Regions from separate parts of the Mus musculus genome. Here region 1 is linked to region 2. A link is a contact called in ENCODE Hi-C or POLR2A ChIA-PET data. All regions are on one chromosome and are shown on one strand. Each heading gives the region's core, a stretch centred on a gene start or an enhancer-like site at or near the end of the contact. The rest is flanking DNA. Distances are from core to core; before and after follow the strand shown.

What was found. A loop is a pair of places that touch in the nucleus more often than their neighbours do. ChIA-PET counts read pairs that join two places held with the same protein, here RNA polymerase II (POLR2A).
Region 1: a map of regulatory T cell shows a loop between it and region 2 (4-fold over the local background). The contact joins the promoter of Hddc2 here to the promoter of Cenpw in region 2. A Hi-C loop is called at or near these places in 4 of 37 maps with a recorded cell type or tissue (T-helper 2 cell, regulatory T cell and v-Abl transformed pro-B cells). POLR2A ChIA-PET finds 5 or more read pairs at or near these places in 1 of 5 experiments (Patski).

What each region holds. Positions count from the first base shown.
Region 1 is chr10:31,310,936-31,314,761 of GRCm38, reverse strand. It overlaps Hddc2 (HD domain containing 2), which reads right to left and starts at 1,357. Exons shown (of 6, transcript NM_027168.2): 1 at 1,279-1,357; 2 at 126-247. The coding sequence starts at 1,347.
Region 2 is chr10:30,198,312-30,202,462 of GRCm38, reverse strand. Cenpw (centromere protein W) reads left to right here and starts at 1,923. Exons shown (of 3, transcript NM_001109747.1): 1 at 1,923-2,102; 2 at 3,884-3,997. The coding sequence starts at 1,983.

The DNA of each region.
Region 1 (3,826 bases), core at 108-2,607, 1.1 Mb before region 2:
CTTCTCACTTGTTTCCCCTGAGACCAACGCAGAATGTAACAGAAAACTTACTATAGTTTACAACTGAAGTCATCCTCACACAGAGTCCAGAAACCTTCATAAGCATCAATGTTCAAATAACTTACCTATCCTTGTTAAGACGGTCATCTCTGGTCACCATGGCCATAACTGCCATCCGGTACATGTGATCTGACACGCTTTCTGGCTTTTCGACATTTCTGTATACCCAGCCAGTCCGTGGAACTCTCTAATAAATAAGATAAGGAATTAAACAAAACACTATCCCTGGGAACAACAACAAAAAATGACAGGTGCTCTTCAAGAAAATGCCAGAGAATGGCCACAGAGCCACATGTCAGCTGAGTCGTGGTTTCAAACCTATTTTTTTAAAAATGTTTCATTTAAACTAATCATATCGATAAAAATCTGAAATCTCACTAGTGAGTGGACAATTCACAAATATACAAAAATGTTCAAAAGTATACAAAAGTCCAATAGTCTTTACTCTGTGCTAGTGAAGTATAACTATGGGATAATACACAAAAAGTTTTTAGACATAAAAGCAAAACTGGTGGTACGCCTGGTGGTACACGCCTGGAATCTAAGAACTCAACAGGTGAAGACCCAAGTTCCAGGCTGCCAGCCTGTGCTGTTCATCTGTGGTGTAGTTAGGAAAAATGCAAAGCAAAGCCCCAGTATTATTCCTAACTATGAGAGTAGTAGGTTTGTGCCGTCCAAAAACTCATTTCATACAATAATAGAATATTTTGTACATGCAACATGTGACAGACTCTCCAATTCTAACTCAGATGGCTTGGAGGAGTTTCCATGGCAGTCAAGCCTTTCACTACTTCTCAACCTGTGTAAGTCTGCATTTTCTCTGGGAGTTCTATGCATCTAACGAATTTCACAAATAGTCGCAGTGTTACAGAACAGCTCATCTTGGAACAAAGGGGGCTCTGCACAAGCTCTGCCAAGCAAGGGCTGGTGCACGCTGAAACCGATTTACTGAAACCAACAGTTCCGGAAGTCACGGTGATAGAGGAAGGTTTCCACAGCCTACGTGCAGGGGTTTCGGCTCCTGCCTTCCGCTGCCGCTCCGCAGCATCGCCATGGCCTGGGTTGTGGCCGCGCTGGGCATGGAGCGTGCACGAGTCCCCGGTCCAGCCTCGGCTGCGTACCCGCCAGCAACGCCGGGCTGAGCGAGGGAGGTTGCGTGAGGTCGGTGCCTGAGCTGGGCCGCACCGCCTCCCGGCCAAGCCGATCCCACCCGCTCACCTTGAGCTGCCCAACTAGACGCAGAAAACGCAACAGCCCGGCTCCAGAGCCGGACGAGGCCAAAGCCATGCTGAAGTGCATAAGAGCTGGGCGGTGTCAACCTCAAGCCCCTCCCCATTCCCCTTCAGCTCCTCCCCGCCCTCCTTCAGCTCCTCCCCGCCCTCCTTCAGCTCCTCCCCGCCCTTCTTCAGCTCCTCCCCGCCCTCCTTCAGCTCCTCCCCGCCCTCCTTCAGCTCCTCCCCGCCCTCCTTCAGCTCCTCCCCACCCTTTGGCTCCTCCTCACAGCCCCACTTCCTCCTTTGGTAGAGCACTTTCTCTGTACTAAGGTCTGTGCTCAGACTTTGGATGGTCTCTGCCCAAGTAACCATCAACTTTCACAGGAATCGCAGCTTGACGCTAAGGGCAGAAAGGCCTAAGGAGGATGAAGCTGGATAATGCCTGCAAACCTTGCTTCTTAGAAGCCCAGTGTCTGATTGGCAGGAAGAGCTAGCTATAAGAAGCTTCGCTTAACCAGTTTAACAAAGGCACTGGGCAAGCCTGTGAAGGGAGGCAATGCTTGGCAGACATACCAGGAAACTTTGGAGGAAGCAGGAAATGGGCTAGTAAGAGGAAGCCCATGGTGAAACCACAAGCATCCATTCTGCCAGGAAACTGATCAGGATCTTCCAGGACTACCTGACTAGTTTCCATTGACAATTTGATGGTACAAACTTTTAAATGCAGTTAATGGATATGGACAAATTCAAGCAGAGGGAGTCGAGGATATGAATAAGATTCAAGAAGAAAGAGAAATAAAAAGGAATTCCAATTTTATTTGTAACAAAGTAGGTTTATTTATTTACAGGGCCCTAAAAGGTGATGGTTCTAATGAACCATTGTCTGTTCTCGTTTCTCACTACTTGATATACCTACCACCTCTTCCATATGAGCCCGAATACTATACCGGGAACTATACTAGAAAATGTATAGTCATCATAGCATAATGTTGGTATAGAATGTTGCTCAGTAGATTCTACAGAACCCTGAGGCAGCATCCATGAGCAGCATCCAGGATTCTAAAGTCAGCTCTACAGAAGAAATGAAAAGTTGGCAGTATAGTGTAGCTGTGCATGAGGTCCCAAGTGCTCTCCAGCACTGAAGTAGCATCCATGAGCAGCATCCAGGATTCTAAAGTCAGCTCTACAGAAGAAATGAAAAGTTGGCAGTGTAGTGTAGCTGTGCATGAGGTCCCAAGTGCTCTCCAGCACTGAAGTAGGTGAGTGGTTTGTGTTATCTATAAAGCACAAGCTTCAAATGCCAGCACCACCAGGCTGCCTTGCTATGCTAAGGTCCTAGGTGTAGAAAGCCCTATTCCTGGTTTTATATATAGTCCCTATCTGCTTTCTCCCTATAAATCATACTGTTAGTCACTCTAATCAGAGTGTTTGAATCAGGTGTTATCGCAGTAAAAATGCCTGTGAAAGTGGCTTTTTAGAGTATAAAACTTTCTGGAAATCATAAATAGGACTTTATGGAAGTAGAATATCTTAAATAGCACCTTGCTCACCACCCTAGTTTGACAGTGTGAACTTGGGAGAGTAGGGGCTCTTTAGTCAGAGCATCCAGCAATTTGTACTCTGAGGGTTAAGAAGATTCAAATGAGTAAAGTATTTGATGACAAAGACAAGCCATATGTGACAAGAAAATGTTTTTTTTCATAGATGCACATGAAGAATATCAGCTGAAATAACTCACTCCTATCCATTATACTTGGGAGGAGTACAAAAAACACAATCCAAGAACGATTCTGGGGTTTCAAGAAGCTGTGGTCATAAGACTCTTGCCTTGTTTTCTTGGAGTTTTCTCACAAGCACTCAAGATTCCCCTTGCTCAACTCCATTCTTAGACTGTGGTCTGACAGCACCCATCACTCACATCAAGATTTAGCAGTGAAAGAACATTCTTCTTAGAATAGGAGCAGAGGAAACACCTAGAGACCTCATGAGTGACAGATGTCTTGAAACACTGGTGTTACTTAAAGATCTCTTGCAAAGGAACACAGTGGTTCTCGGGGATGTAAGAAGTGTGTGTTGCCTCGGGTGTGTAGTGAGGCTTTTTGAGAGGCCGGCAGAGTTGTAGGCAGTTTTTAGGTGAGTTACTGACCCTAGAGGAGACAAGCAGCATAGCATGGAGAGAACTCTGACCTGGACCTAAGCTCCAGCTTTCCACGTCAGGGGAATCTTGGGCAGGAGAAACCTCTGAAAAACTACTGACTTGTCCCTTTAAATGTTGACCATTTAGTTGATGTTTGCATACCACAGAAATTTAATAACTACTCAAGTCAATATTCAATGTATTCACTTGATTCTACAATTTATTCCAAAGACTAGTACTAGGGATTTATCAGTGAAAGTCTGATCCTTTATCTTTGCTCTCTTAAAACCTATTTTTTAGGCACATGGTGGTACATGCCTTTAATCCTAGCACTCAGGGCCAGAGGCAAACAACTATCTGAGTTTAGGTCCAGTTGGTACTATGACAGCCTTTTCTGAGTGAGTTATTGGACAGT
Region 2 (4,151 bases), core at 674-3,173:
TAGAATACCCAAGATGCAATCTGCAAAATACAAGAAAATCAAGAAGGAAGACCAACGTGTGGATACTTAATACCTCCTTAGAATAGGGAACAAAATACCCATGGAAGGAGTTACAGAGACAAAATTTGGAGCTAAGACGAAACGATGGACCATCCAGAGACTACCCCACCTGGGGATCCATCCCATAATCAGCCACTAAACCCAGACACCATTGCATATGCCTGCAAGATTTTGCTGACATGACCCTGATATAGCTGTCTCCTGTGAGGCTGTGCCAGTGCCTGGCAATTACAGAAGTGGATGCTCACAGTCATCTATAAGATGGGACACAGGACCCCCAATGGAGGAGCTAGAGAATGCACCCAAGGACCTGAAGGGGTCTGCAACGTTATAGGTGGAACAACAATATGAACGAATAAGTATCCCCAGAGCTCGTGTCTCTAGCTGCATATGTAGCAGAAGATGGCCTAGTTGGCCATCACTGGAAAGAGAGGCCCCTTGGTCTTGCAAACTTTATATGCCCCAGTACAGGGGAATGCCAGGGCCAAGAAGTGGAAATGGGTGAGTAGGGAAGCAGGGCAGAGGGAAGGTATAGGGAACTTTAGGGATAGCATTTGAAATGTAAATAAAGAAAATATCTAATAAAAAAAGGCAAAAAAAAAAAAAAAGAGAACATTTTTGATAGAATGAATGTCCTAGGAATCTGACAGAAGAAGTCAAGAAAGACCTAAAATGATGTGTTCATGGGGAAAATGACTGTGGTTTTGACCTGGAGATTTAAATGCAAGCGCCAGCAACATTTATGTCTTTCCTGTCTGATGAGCCTCTGAAACTTTGAAGAATTATAAACTTCTTGATAAAATCTTTTAATAGGATCAATTTCTTCCATATCTCTTAATACCATTTAATTGGCACACAGGTATTTAGCTGGGGATGCAGTGTACACACAAGAACAGACATTGCATTTTGTAGGCTTATTTTTTTTGACACCACAGTATTTTAAAGACAATATCTGAATTGGCTTGCAGTAGCCTCATTACTATATGAATGAAAATAAATATAAGATTATATGGCAAAAAAGAATATATAATATTGCTTCTGCTTTTGTGATTTTTATTGAATGCTTAGGTGCTCAAATGTGTGCTTCTGCCTCTAAATGCTTTCTTGTGGTTTTTCCTTGGCTCTTTTTCTTCTGTTTTTTTTCCCTCTTGTGATTGTTTTTGCTTTGTTATTTTATTTTATTACTATTTGTTAGATCCCGTTTTGTTTTCTGAGGAGAGACTGAAAGGGTATTGATGTGAATAGGAACAGAAATTCGGAGCATTTTGGAGCTGGTAGGAGAGGGGAAATTGCAATCAGAATACAGCTTATGAAAAAGAAATCTATTTTCAATAAAAGAAAAAGAAAGTATATTTGAAAGCTATAGGGAAATTAAGGGAGGGAACAATGAAGGGAGAGCATTTGTGAGGAAAATCTGGTGTAAGAAAAAAAGAATCTCATGCAAAGCCAAATGCAATAATATAAAAATATACATTGCTTATTGGTAATATCAAAAAATCGGGCCTAAGTTCCTAATAAAACACAAACTTCTTTCATTTACTTTCTTATTCATTAGAATCCAGTTGCTATATGGATAGCTTGGTGAGCACAGAAGGGTTTTACTGGGCTTATTGACTATTTTCACAATTTCTCATCCTTTGTATGGAACCAAGAGTCGAACTACAGCACCATAGAAAACTACAGACAAAAACAGCAAAGCAAGCCTTAGAGACCTTGAAGCAGTGGGTTCGCAGGACACACCCTTTTCCTGAGGAGTCCATCCTCCAGCCTGCGCTTCCGGTGCTGCGGTGGGTGTGGTTTTCAGTGACGTCACAGCCGTGCGCCGTCCGGCGGCCAATTCAAATCGACCACTCGGCGGTGTGGGGAGGCAAGTGGCGTGTCAGTCTGTGGTGAGCGGCCCTGACGTGCGACGGGCCGCGAGGATGGCGCCCTCCACCACAGTCACTAGGCGGGTAAAGCGCAAGGCGCCCCGCGCCTTCCTCAAGCGCACCTTAAAGCAGAAGAAGCCTCACCTAGGTCTGGGGAGGTGCTGCGACCTCCTGGTAAGTCCTGCTCTCTCCGCCTTCAGGCCCGCCGGCCACGACCGGCCGCGGAGCGCCCTGCCCCGGGGGACCGCGGAAGGAGGACGCGGAGCCCGTTCAAAACTCCCGCGGGAAGGCCCCGCACCCCCCCTTATTGCTTCCAGGGCCAGCCGTTAAGGAGACTGCCTGGCTCTGGGATTAGTTTAATTGATCCGGGTATGGAAGGTAAACCGGCTAGAAACAGATTTGGGCCCCTGCCTGCCTCCCCAGCTCCTGTATGTTCTTACCGAACCCATTTCTCTATGGCCGCTGCACTAGGTCCCCTACTAAAGTGATCGTGTAGATGTGGCGTCAAGTCTTTAAAACTTTCAAGACTCGTTTTTCAGACTCGTGTTTACCTGAAATATAGTGCTTTCCACTAATTAATTGGCCCAAAAATAAATAACAATGTTACAGCCTGAAAGTAAAATCAGTTTGTTTTCTGCCCTTTTTTTTGGGGGGGGGGGTGTTGTTTTGTTTTACTTTGGTTTCGTTTTGTTTTTTTTTCAAGACAGGGTTTGTCTGTGTAGCCCTGGTTACCCTGGAACTTGATGTGTAGACAAGGCTGGCTTCGAACTCAAAGATCGGCCTACCTCTGCCACCACCACTAACACTCTCAGTATGTTGATTTTCAAGGCAGAGTTTCTCTGTACCTGCCCGGGGAAGTCCTGGAATTCAGTTTGTAGACTAGGCTGGAACTCACAGAGACACCCCGGCCCCCAACCTTCATCCCTGCCTTTGCCTCCCAAGTGCCTGACAAGGGATGCAGAGCTCTTAACCACTGAGCCATCTCCAGATACTGGTTTTCTTGACTACTACAAAATTATCTACATTCTCTCTCTCTCTCTCTCTCTCTCTCTCTCTCTCTCTCTCTCTCTCTCTCTCTCTCTCTCTCTCCATTGCTGTTTTTTTCCACATCCCTGACTCCTTAGTGGTTGAGATAGCGTAAGTGAGCTGGGATTTCCGTGGAATACACTTTTGATAGTTTCTTCTGTTTTCCCTGGAGTCTAACAGAGAACAAAACCCACCTGATGAGGAATATCCAGGAGCTCACTAGCTGATTCAAGGGATTGTCAGGCCTTTCTCAAGTAGCTTAGTTTCCATTTTCTGTCCTGAAGTGACCCGTGGCTGTATGGACTCCGGTGGAGTGCTCTAGGTGTCAAGCAGAGTTGAAGCCCAACACTTTGTAGTGGTAGCATAGGGAAGGTCCAGTTGTTCGGCCAGTTGTTGTTCCCAGGTGCTGGTTTCCTGTTCTGTCACTCTTGTTAAACAGCTCCTGTTTAGGCTGTTGCTCATTGACATTTCTTTGCTTACAGTGTTCTGCTCTCCATTAACTTCATAATTATACCTGATAAAGCACTCCATGCCATTCATAAAGTTTGTACTATTTAAAGCAGCACGTTTTTCTGCATGACTACCATACCAGTTAGTTGTTGAGGCGTTAATATTCTTCCCAGTGTTTCAAATTCTGATGTGATCTCCCAGTGTAGTGTGCAGCCTTATGGGATGATTGTTCATTCGTCTGGGAACTGGGATCAGAAGCCGTTGTCTTCTTTATTTAAGCACAAAGCCCTGAAGCTTCTGAGTCATCCTTGTTTGGAATACTTGGTAACTGATATAAATAAAGAAAACATGTGCGCGATACCTGCGAATAGTGCCCTCACAAACCTGGAAGAAGCTGTGGGTTAGAAAGTTGTGAGTAATAAATTTATGTTAACAAGGTTTTTATATTATATAACCCTACTTGTGCTTTGCTTTTAAAGATCCATTTGAATTGCCTACTTTTTATTCAGCGATTGGCAGAAGAGTCCAGGACAAATGCTTGTGAAAGTAAATCTAGAGTTATCAAAAAGGATCATGTACTGGCTGCAGGAAAGGTAAAATATAAATTTTCTTAGTAACAAGAGTTAACTTTAAAAATACTGTTATGGCCATCATCTTTGTCTGATTCAAATACTTTTTATTTCAAAATACCTGTAGGCTAGCATAGTGCTAGAAGAGTTAGGATAGACTGTGAGATGTGCCAGCAAG